Linked DNA regions of Homo sapiens: all the other regions are linked to region 1. A link is a contact called in ENCODE Hi-C or POLR2A ChIA-PET data. All regions are on one chromosome and are shown on one strand. The core of a region is the stretch at or near the end of the contact, and the rest is flanking DNA. Distances in the headings are between cores, read along the strand shown.

Region 1 (3,508 bases), core at 493-2,992:
TTTTCTTTTTCTTTTTCTTTTTTTTTTTTTTTTTGAGATGGAGTCTCACTCTGTTGCCAGGCTGGAGTGCAGTGACGCAACCTCAGCTCGCTGCAACCTCCGCCTCCTGGGTTCAAGCAATTCTCCTGCCTTAGCCTCCCATGTAGCTGGGACTACAGGCGCCCACCACCACACCCAGCTAATTTTTGTATTTTTAGTGGAGACCAGGTTTCACCATGTTGGTCAGGATGGTCTCCAGCTCCTGACCTTGTGATCCGCCTGCCTCGGCCTCCCAAAATGCTGGAATTACAGGCGTGAGCCACCATGTGCCCGGCCTGCATGTTGCTTTTTTGTTGTCGTTTTTGTTTTTTCAGAAGGAGTCTCCTGTCACCAGGCTGGAATGCAGCGGCACAATCTTGACTCGTTGCAACCTCCGCCTCCCAGGTTCAAGCGATTCTTGTGCCTCAGCTTCCCGAGTAGCTGGGATTACAGGTGTGCACCACCACGCCCGGCTAATTTTTGTATTTTCAGTAGAGATGGGGTTTCACCATGTTGCCCAGGCTGGTCTTGAACTTCTGACCTCAGGTGATCCGCCCGCCTCGGCCTCCCAAAGTGCTGGAATTACAGGTGTGAGCCACCGCGCCCTGCCTGCATGTTGCTTTTTAAAAACAATGTATCATCCATCTATGCCAATAACTCCAGATCTGGCTTTCTTTTCTTTTCTTCCTTTCTTTCTTTCCTTCTTTCCTTCCTTCTTTCCTTTCTTCCTTCCTTCCTTCTTTCTCTCTCTCTCTCTTTCCTTGCCTTTCCTTTCTTTTTTGAGAAGGAGTCTCGCTTTTGTCGCCCAGGCTGGAGTGCAGTGGCGCGATCTCGGCTCACTGCAAGCTTCGCCTCCCGGGTTCACGCCATTCTCCTGCCTCAGCCTCCCGAGTAGCTGGGACTACAGGCGCCCGCCACCACGCCCGGCTAATTTTTTGTATTTTTAGTAGAGAGGGGGTTTCACCGTGTTAGCCAGGATGGTCTCGATCTCCTGACCTCGTGATCCGCCCGCCTCGGCCTCTCAAAGTGCTGGGATTACAGGCGTGAGCCACCGCGCCCTGCCTGGATCTGGCATTCTTTCTAATGGTTGCATTATGTTCCGAACTATGGCTGTCCTATGATTTATTCAACCATGTCCCTATCCGTGGATGATCGTGTTTCTAAAAAGCTAGTTTTTCAACCATTAGAGCGGCTCAAGGAGCTGCTAAACAGCACTGGGCGCATAGGCTGGGTTTGACTAGACAGGATTAGCGAGGGGGAAAAAGACTAATTACAAGCAGTTGCGTACTCTGGAGATGCTCCCCTTAGCAGAAGCTCGGTGGACTGTCTGCAGCCAGACCTCCGGGCCTGGCGGCTGGCGCGGGAGGCAGAAGGCGGGGCTTTCCTACAGGGCTCCGTGCCCCGCCCTCCCCGCGCCGCCTTCCACCTCCGGCCGCGCGGGGGCGCTCCCCGGCCGGCTCTGTCGCTTCCGCCGCCGCCCCGCCCACCCGGGCTCACCCCTCGTCCCGATTGGCTGCGCGACGGGAGCGCGCCGAGTCAGGGGGCGGGCCCGCGCCCGCTACAAAGCGGCGAAGGTCACGGCGCGAGGAGGCGCGCGTCGCCGCCCCGCGTCCCGCCTGCGGCCCGCGCCCCCGGCGTCACCGCCTCCTGCCCGCCTGCCCGCCTGCCCGCCTGCCCGCCTACCCGCCTACCCGCCTACCCGCCTACCCCCCTGCCGGCCTGCCGTCCTTCCACGCGGAGAGCCATGGAGGGAGTGAGCGCGCTGCTGGCCCGCTGCCCCACGGCCGGCCTGGCCGGCGGCCTGGGGGTCACGGCGTGCGCCGCGGCCGGCGTGTTGCTCTACCGGATCGCGCGGAGGTGAGTGCATGGTTCGGCCCCACGCGGCCCTCTGCGCCGCCCGCCAGGCCCGCCCCCGCGCCGCCCCGGCCCGCTGCCCCCCTCGGCCGGGACCCGGGCTGCCCGCGGGCGCGCGGAGACCCCCGGCGCGCGCCGCCGCCCCCCGAGACCGGGTTGAGACTGCAGTCGGGAAGCGGCTGCGGAGTCGAGTGGAGCGGCGGGGACTCCGGGAACGTGGGGCGCGGGCGAGAGCGCCGCGCGGGGGCCACAAACTTCCTCCGGGAGCCGCGGGGGGCTGGAGCCGGTGCGCACGGGCCGCCCCTGCCCTCAGCCCCGTGCTGGGCCCCGGTGCACGGCGATGCTGGCGATCGCGGCTGGCGGTTGCTGCTCGGCATGTGACGTCCCGGGCGTTTTTCTACACGCCTCGCATCCGCGCGTTTCAGAGCCACAGCCCCTGCTTACGCTAGAGCAGCTGAGGGACAGGGAGGCTCAGTAACTTGCTGTTAATGAGAGGAATCATGGTTTGAGCCGATGGAATCTGCAGGGCAGACCCCGAGGCTGGGCTGCCTCCCAGAGGTGGGCAAGGCCTGAGATGCCTCCAAACAGTTCAAGACGGGCCGGGGCCACCCTCCTCCCTGCCCGGCTCACGGGCCATGCGGGCCCCCGGGTTCAGATCCGGCCTCTTTCATCGGCCTCCATCGCCAGGCATAAAAGCTTAGTGGCCTGTTGCTTCAGCAGAGCCTCGCAGGTAGCTTACTGTTTCTCCACTTGATCCACCTTTCCAGAGGGCAGGGGGGAAAGTGGGGTTGTGAGAACATCCTAGAAAGAGTGGATGGGTTTGCAGCTTCGGCAAGGGATGCAATGAGCTCACACCCTTAGGAAAAAGGGGAGAAGGGACTTGCCCACTCAGCAGCAAGTGGCAGAGCTGGGGTTTGAACCCTGATCGTCTGGCTGGTCTGTTTGTTCTTCCTTAACACATACCGGTGCTGCTTCTCTCCTCCAGGGGGGAAACGGGGAAAAAGAAGTACAGGTGGTTGAGTCACAGAGGCTTCCCAGAGGAGGAAGGCATGGGAGGGACATCAGCTGTGTCTGGAGGATGGGCCAGATGTGACTGAGGAGGGTAGCTGGGGATTGAGTGACCCCAGCCCAGAGGTCCCTGACAACCCAAGTCTCTCCATGTCGGTTTCTGCTGGATTCCTGGAAGTTGAGCATCTGCAGGACCAGCTTGTCCAAGCCGGTGGTTTTATACCCAGGGGACCGAGGTCCAGAGACCTCAGGTGATTTGCTCACATTCCCAGAGCATGTTGCCAGCTGAGCTGGTCCAGCACCCGGTGTTCTTCCTGGACGAAGCCGCCTCTCAGCTAACCCAGGATGGGGGGTGTTGCCTCAAGGATGAGAGCCTGGGGGAGGGGATAGTCTGCCAGCCACACAGCACCTCCGTTGTGTTTATTGAGGCTGGACTTGGACTGGGTGGCTCACTGTGCCACACACTGCAGCTGTCCTCAGGGATGCTGTCTCCCCTTCCTGCCCTGCTGGCCACAGCTCTCCATCTCCTGGAAACAAGAGTCTGGGGCCTTGGAGAGATATTGGGCTAGCTGGTGCCAGGGGAACTAGGAGGGTGCCTGGAAGTCCTTTCACGCCCCTGACGACACCA
Region 2 (3,508 bases), core at 356-2,855, 390 kb before region 1:
GCATCCTGCCATGCTGACTTCAAAAGACCCTAGTGCGTGGGACCCCAATGACTCGTTTCGGTGTGCTGGGCTCAAAATCGTTCGTGGCCAAGCACGTTAGTCTGGAAAATTTAAGTTGCTGCAGATTGATGGACAGAAGGAGAGATGGTTTTCAATATACAGGGAATGTATTTTAAAATGGAGCAAGAGACAGGGCTGCAAGGAGGGAACGGGCACTTCGAAAGCAGCCAGTAGAAAGTCGCTCCTAATTCTGGGGGAGGGAATTGTGTTCAGCCTGCAGAGTGCTTTTCTAGTCCAGGCGATGATTTGGTCTAAGACTTCATTAAACATTTGTCTATGAGCCCAAATTTCCCCAAATGACTGAGGTGTTTGGTATGAGCACATTGCATGCCCCAGGGAGCTTCAACGCCAGCAGCTTCCTGCCACGGTACAGGCAGGTTCTCTAAGCACGAGCTTTCAATTCAGGCTCCTGTCTATAGCGAGAACCAGAACACAATGCAGGGACCCACAGGGGTCATGTGGCTCCACCAGCCTCAGCCGTTCCCAAAAGCCCAGCTGCTGTTTCAGGGGCTTGCCTGGATAACTTATATCTGAGAGGTTTGCTGCACATCCTTTGAGTGATTTATGGTGAGATCTAAAATTTCTTTGTAAAAAGATACCCTTTTGCTTTGGGAGGGATCACAAGGAGCTCAGCCCTCCAGTGCCCAGGACCACCTGGGCAGATGCCACTGTTGGCACTGTATAATGTCGCCCCCCATGCAGACCTGATCTGAGCTCTGCGTGTCAGGGAATGCCACTTCAGCAGTGCCAGCCTGGGAGCTCCTCCAGCCGGCACCTACTGAGGCAGCAAATGACTTTGGGGAGGCCCTTTGGCTGGGTGCATAGGAGTCTGGGTCCCAGAGACCATAGCTCACATGTCTCAGGCTGCTTATGTACTTCCCCAGAAAGAGCCACTGTCCCAAGTGTGCTTCCTGCTGCTTTTGTGCAGTCCCATCTAGACGAGCCCCTTATGGAGACCCCTCCTCTTCTGCCTGGCACCCAATGCTCCCATCATTCAACACCTGCTACCAACACAGAAGCAGTCCATCCCCTTCTTAAATGCTACAGCCTCTGCCCCGGCGGCCACTAATCATTCTATTCGAGTTTCCCTCCAGAGCTCATCTCAGTAAATCCGGAAGAAGAAAACCTCCATCCCCAGTGAACAAGACCATGAAGGCTGCGTCAGTGTTCCCAGGTTTCAAGCCAAGCTGGAGAAAGATCACAACAGAGACCAGACCCGCATTCTCCGGCCCAATTCCACATGGCTGAGAGAGCCAGCTAACCAGACGCAAACACACGCGGCAGGATGGCACGCGACTGAGGCAAGGAATAAGCCTCAACTCATCAGTAAGTCCACGGGGTCTCCGCCCCCAGCATGTGGGAGAGGGAAACTAGCCCAAAGTCAGCGTCCTGATTGTGCTTTGGATTTGCCCAGGGCTGAGCACTCCCTGGTCCGAGGTACCCAACAAGCTGACCTGAGAATGGGCTGCATCCCCTTCCCTCCCTCCTTCCCTCCTTCCCTCCTCCTCTCCTTCCTCCTCCTCCTCCTCCTCCTCCTCCTCCTCCTCCTCCAGCTGACTCCTTCTGCTGCTGCCTCTGCCGCTGCTGCCTCTGCCGCTGCTGCGGTCTGCAGTCACTTGAAGGAGAAAGATTTCGCAGTACGGCATTCTTAAAGCTGCAGTGTCCAAATTCTCCTTCAAACCCCACTGTCACCGACATCAGCCAACTTACCGGGGTCCTTCGCAGAGGGTAGGTGGGCAAGGAGATGGGGATGGGGGGCTTGGAGAAGTCAGACAGGTGGGAACCAGACGCTCAGACTCTGGCAAGGGTAAAGAGGAGAAGCAGGCTGTACCGTGAGAGCCTCTGCAGTTAAACCAGGTTTCTGGGACTGCAGCGGGACTGCAATGGAGTAGTTTTTTTTTTTAATCGTAAAACCTCCACCAAAATCTTCTCCACAAACTTATACTCTTTGTAGCTTAATTAAAATACAAGGTGCAAACATAAAACCAACATGAGAAAGAAACCCAATCTTTAAAAAAAAAAAGAATTCAAACAGCAATTTAAAAAATTATTCCTAAAAATTTACTCCTGTGAGCAACTGACTCAGCTCTCCCCACAGTGCTGTGCCGGTAAGCCAACGGGGAAGGACCTGGATGGAGTTCTTAGCGCCCAGAGTTTCTGCAAAGTGCAGGCAGAGGACTCCGGCTTCTTAGGGGAGAAAGCTTTTTAAAACCCAAAGGAAAGGGGATCTTTCTGCTGGCTATCCAAGGAGCGTGTCAATGAGCTGATCTAGCATCCAGAAACCAACACACCCCTCCCTGAAAGTTACCTCTCTCCTCTGCTCAGCTGCTGCCGTCCTGCCTGGATGCTGGCAAGTTCAGACTGCTTCGGGAGAGGCAGGACCCGAAATAAGAAGTGTCAGCTGGGTCCCTGCACCCAAATGGTGCCGGGAGTCAATGCTGCAGGAGGCAGGGATGGTCTCCCCCACCATGCACCCGCCCCCCGCCGGTTGAATTTAAACCCCTGACACTGCAAGATGCTCACTCCTATAGAGACACCTCTCCGCGGAGCCTCCTCCCTCCCCCACGCTCTCACACAACTAGGTCCAAAGCTTTGCCCCACCTCCCAGATTTGTTCACCTGAAGATGCTTTTCTTGAAAAAACAAAACAAAACAAAAACAAAAACAGAAGATTGAGACTCTGCAGAGTCTTTAATCCTTAATTCTGGAGAAGGCGGGACTTGTTCAAAAGTTTGAGAATTGCAGCCTGATGCCCAGGAAGGAGCAGAGGTGATGAGCCGACAGTCTGCTTTGCACCAGACAAGTTGACACCGTTGCTTTATCAAGAAGGGCAGAGGTAGACCCGGGGTGAAGAGAAGAGGAAAATTCCTCTCCATCCACTGGCAAATTCTCAACCGTTTGGGAAATCTCTATTTTTGTTTTCCTTCAAGAAAACCCCATTTAAAAAATTGTCAGGCACATGAAATGTTCAAGATTGCCACTAAGTGTCAATTTTGTCCTGACACGTCTGTGATTCTTAAAATTCCCGTTCCTGCTTCTGTGAAAGTTAATAGTCTTTAAGATTGAGGTAGGGATTTAATTGAGAAAATTCCAGGAGAGAGAAGCACTTTAAATGCAGATATGGTTAAGATAGCGCATTCTAATATAACCCACAAGGGGTTAGGCAGAATAGATATACTGAGAGGTAGAAGGTGGTCAGGAATGTAGGTATTTCCAGGTTTTGAGTTTATCACAAACTCAGAGCCCAAGAAAGGAAAATAAAGGAGGAAGTGTGTGTGTGTGTGTGTGTGTGTGTGTTTGAGCGGGGAGACTAAAACTCCCCTTCTAAATAAACTGTTCAGAAAGACCAATTGCATCAATTCCATGTACATTTCATTACTGAAGTAAGACCAGGAGTGTGTGACTTGTTTCTAAACGGAGTGAGAGGGGAGGCTCTGCTGCCCGCATCC
Region 3 (3,508 bases), core at 722-3,221, 350 kb after region 1:
TTTTTTTTTTTTTTTGAGATGGAGTCTCACTCTGTCGCCAGGCTGGAGTGCAGTGGCACGATCTCGGCTCACTGCAACCTCCGCTTCCCAGGTTGAAGAGATTCTCCTGCCTCGGCCTCCCAAGTAGCTGGGATTACAGGCACGCACTACCACGCCCAGCTAATTTTTGTATTTTTAGGAGAGACGGGTTTCACCATATTGGCCAGGATGGTCTCGATCTCTTGCCCTCGTGATCTGCCTGCCTCGGCCTCCCAAAGTGCTGGGATTACAGGCGTGAGCCACCGCACCCGGCCTTTACCTTTTCTTTATACACCAGCATCCAGCACAATCTTGGACAGACAAAAAGTGCCGAATAAACAACTGGTAGATGAATAATGAGAATTGATTGCTTCTTCTTTAGCATTCAAATCTTTTTTTTTAAAATTTTTTTTGAGACGGAGTCTCGCTCTGTCGTCCAGGATGGAGTGCAGTGGCGCGATCTCGGCTCACTGCAACCTCAGCCTCCTGGGTTCAAGCAATTCTCCTGCCTCAGCCTCTCCAGTAGCTGGGACTACAGGCATGCGTCACCACATCTGGCTAATTTTTGTATTTTTAGTAGAGATGGGGTTTCACCATGTTGTCCAGGCGAGTCTTGAACTCCTGACCTCTGGTGATCCACTTGCCTCAGTCTCCCAAAGTGATGGGATTACAGGCGTGAGTCACCGCGCCCAGCTCAAATCTTATTCTCTATTTAGCACTTATTTCTGCCTTTAATTATATATGATTTTATTATAATACGTTATCTCCTCTGACTAAACTCTGGAGAACAGAATATGAGTCTGATTCCTCTCTCAGCTTTCTCAGTACCTAATACAGAATAGAACGTCGATAATTTGGTCACGTATATAAAGGCTCAACATATTTTAAGGAGCTAAAGCTATTCTGAATACATTTCAGTAAAAATGGGTGCATTTTAAAAGCCTTAACCTGGTACTACATTAGTTGAGATTTATCCCCGAAAGATTAACTCGTTGGCACCACCTAGTAGTCACTAAATGTGGTGCACTTTTCACTTTTACGAAACTACAGAAACCGCTCTCAGACACTATATCTGGAGCGGAGGGTCCTCATTCATGCTCACCTGTCTCTTAGTACTCTGATCTCTGCACAGTGCCGACCGGTCTCAAATTGCACAAACCTCCAGTTCTTGACGTTCCGAGTGTCATAAACTTGAGGAAAATGAAATTATTCATCAGGACTACAAAAGGCTCAAAGTTCAAACCACCTCGGGGTGGAGATGCTGGAAAAAAGGAAACCATTAACAAGTAATTTTATTTGCTATATATAAACTTGCCCTAAGGCAGTCCAGATAACTTCCACTTGAGCAGCCTGAGACATCAAGGGCGGGGGCACTTTCCCCCTCGACTGCGCCTACCGCAGCCTTTCTGAGTTTCTTCCTAGCGAGGCCGAGAGGGTCTTTGAGGAAAATCCCGCATCCGGACACGCCTTGAGGGATGGCGTCAAACCCAGAGGCTTGGAAAAGGTAAGGGCGGAGAGCACGCCTCTTCCTTGAAAGTGAGGAGGGTTTGGCCCAGAACCAACAGGACTGGGTGAAGAATCAGCTCCGGCCACCGCAGCAAATCCCACCCCACGCGGGAACTTGAAGTCCGGCACGTAGGTCCCGCGGCGGCCGGGCTCCAACAGGCCCCAATTGCCACCAGAGGTAGCCGTAAACCCATGGTCCCCGAAACTCCTTCCGGGCCTACCTGACAAAAACTGGGACAACCTCCTTAGGCCCCCGGGATTCCCCCTGTGCCGCCTGACCGCCCGCCAGTCCCAGAGTTTAGGGCCAGGGGCCCCGCCTACCTGAGGGCACTGGCCTGGCGGACCGCGCCGGGGGAGCACTTCCGCTGGACGCACGCACTTCCGGCCCCCTGGAACCAATGAGAGTGCGACCGAGATGTTCCACTCGCTGGCGTCCGGGCCGCTGGTGATCTCCGGTAGCACTCGGGCCGGCGGACAGTGAGGGCGCGGTAAGCTCCCCGCAAGGAGCCCCTGAGAAACTGGTCGCTTTTTGTCCTAGATATAGGGGAGTCCAGGATGGTGTGGTGGAGTCTTTAGAGTCGAATATGACCCGAGGCAAGCTCATATTCAGGTTTGGGGCAAGGAGCTTTGATTGACCCTTAATTTTTTCAGTGGAACGGAAAACTTCGGTAAAATAGCTTCTGACCTTCGGAACAGATGGATTCACCTTGGAAAGGAAAAATCTCTTTCTAGAAGAGTCTTGAGGTCTGGCACCTTTAGGCTTAACGGGGGACGGCTGGGCGTCAGAGGAGGAAATCCTTCATTCCGAACGACTTCCCTTTCCTCCTAAATCCTTCTTTCCAAATCTGTAAAAGACTACATCTACTTTGCTGGAGGTGGTTTGACACTCATGCTCCTTGAGAAGGAGGTAATGAGCTGTAGGGCAGCTCTTAAAAAGTTACCCTTGGACGGGCGCGGTGGCTCACGCCTGTAATCCCAGCACTTTGGGAGGCCGAGGCAGGCGGATCACGAGGTCAGGAGTTCGAGACCAGCCTGGCCAACATAGTGAAACCCCGTCTCTACTAAAAATACAAAAAATTAGCTGGGCGTGGTGGTGGGCGCCTGTAATCTCAGCTACTCGGGAGGCTGAGGCAGGAGAATCGCTTGAATCCTGGAGGCGGAGGTTACAGTGAGCCGAGATCGCGCCATTGCACTCCAGCCGGGGCGACAGTTCGAGACTCCATCTCAAAAATAAAAATAAAAAAAAGTTACCCTTGGCTGTCGCGGTGTGACACCTGTAAACCCAGCACTTTGAGAGCCCGCGGTGGGAGGATCATTTGAGCCCAGGCTGGGCAACATAGCAAGACCCTCATAACAAAAAATTAAAAATAAAATTACCCAGAAACTGGTTGGAACTATTTAATGATGTTCTTAGTCCATCTTCCTGAAGTAGTCCACAGAACAACATCAGTGTTCATGGTAGAATTGTTTCATCAGGGCAGTTTTTTTTTAAGTAACAATGTCTTGTTAAAAAACAAGAGCTGTGTTGCCCAGGCTGGAGTGCAGTGGTGTGATCATAGCTCACTGCAGCCTTGAACTCCTGGGCTCAAGCGATCCTCTGGCCTTGGCCCCTCAAAGTGTTGTGGTGATTGGCACAAGCCACCGACAGGCCTGGAGTCTGAAGTTAGTTATATTTCAGCTACCCAGGATAAACTTCTAACTATGATTACCACAGAACTCTACCAAAACTAATTGTTTCACTTAGTTCTGTCTGATTATGGAATCTCTTTATTACCATCAGTTGTTTTTCAGAGTTACAATTTGAATATGAAACCATTTTTCTAGCCCACCTTAGAGAAGACTGTTGACACACTAGTTGAAATGGTTGCAATAGCCTCTACCTTGCAAGACACTTCAGATTCAAAGAATTTCCTTTGCAAAAGTCGGCCGGGTGCAGTGGCTCATGCCTGTAATCCCAGCACTTTGGGAGGCCAAGGCGGGCAGA

The links. A loop is a pair of places that touch in the nucleus more often than their neighbours do. ChIA-PET counts read pairs that join two places held with the same protein, here RNA polymerase II (POLR2A). Pooled maps may share reads with other maps.
Region 2: a pooled map shows a loop between it and region 1 (2.4-fold over the local background). The contact joins the enhancer-like site here to the promoter of TMEM201 in region 1. A Hi-C loop is called at or near these places in 2 of 50 pooled maps. POLR2A ChIA-PET finds 5 or more read pairs at or near these places in 2 of 52 experiments (OCI-LY7 and activated T-cell).
Region 3: a map of B cell shows a loop between it and region 1 (20-fold over the local background). The contact joins the promoter of NMNAT1 here to the promoter of TMEM201 in region 1. A Hi-C loop is called at or near these places in 1 of 168 maps with a recorded cell type or tissue (B cell), 6 of 37 single-sample maps with no recorded cell type and 9 of 50 pooled maps. POLR2A ChIA-PET finds 5 or more read pairs at or near these places in 5 of 52 experiments (RWPE1, activated CD8-positive, alpha-beta T cell, activated CD8-positive, alpha-beta memory T cell and 2 more).

Annotation. Positions count from the first base shown.
Region 1 is chr1:9,587,169-9,590,676 of GRCh38, forward strand. It overlaps TMEM201 (transmembrane protein 201), which reads left to right and starts at 1,743. Exons shown (of 11, transcript NM_001130924.3): 1 at 1,743-1,875. The coding sequence starts at 1,763. RefSeq lists silencers at 1,339-1,748, 1,759-1,958, 2,119-2,188.
Region 2 is chr1:9,200,211-9,203,718 of GRCh38, forward strand. No RefSeq gene overlaps it. Among named protein-coding and RNA genes, the nearest start is that of MIR34AHG, 20 kb to the left of the region's middle. Within about 2 kb of position 1,606, at least 6 of the 41 ENCODE cell types and tissues checked have a DNase peak (open chromatin) inside an H3K27ac peak, as active enhancers do.
Region 3 is chr1:9,941,504-9,945,011 of GRCh38, forward strand. NMNAT1 (nicotinamide nucleotide adenylyltransferase 1) reads left to right here and starts at 1,972. Exons shown (of 5, transcript NM_022787.4): 1 at 1,972-2,012. LZIC (leucine zipper and CTNNBIP1 domain containing) reads right to left here and starts at 1,888. Exons shown (of 8, transcript NM_032368.5): 1 at 1,746-1,888; 2 at 1,121-1,279. RefSeq lists enhancers at 917-1,487, 1,021-2,220, 1,488-2,057.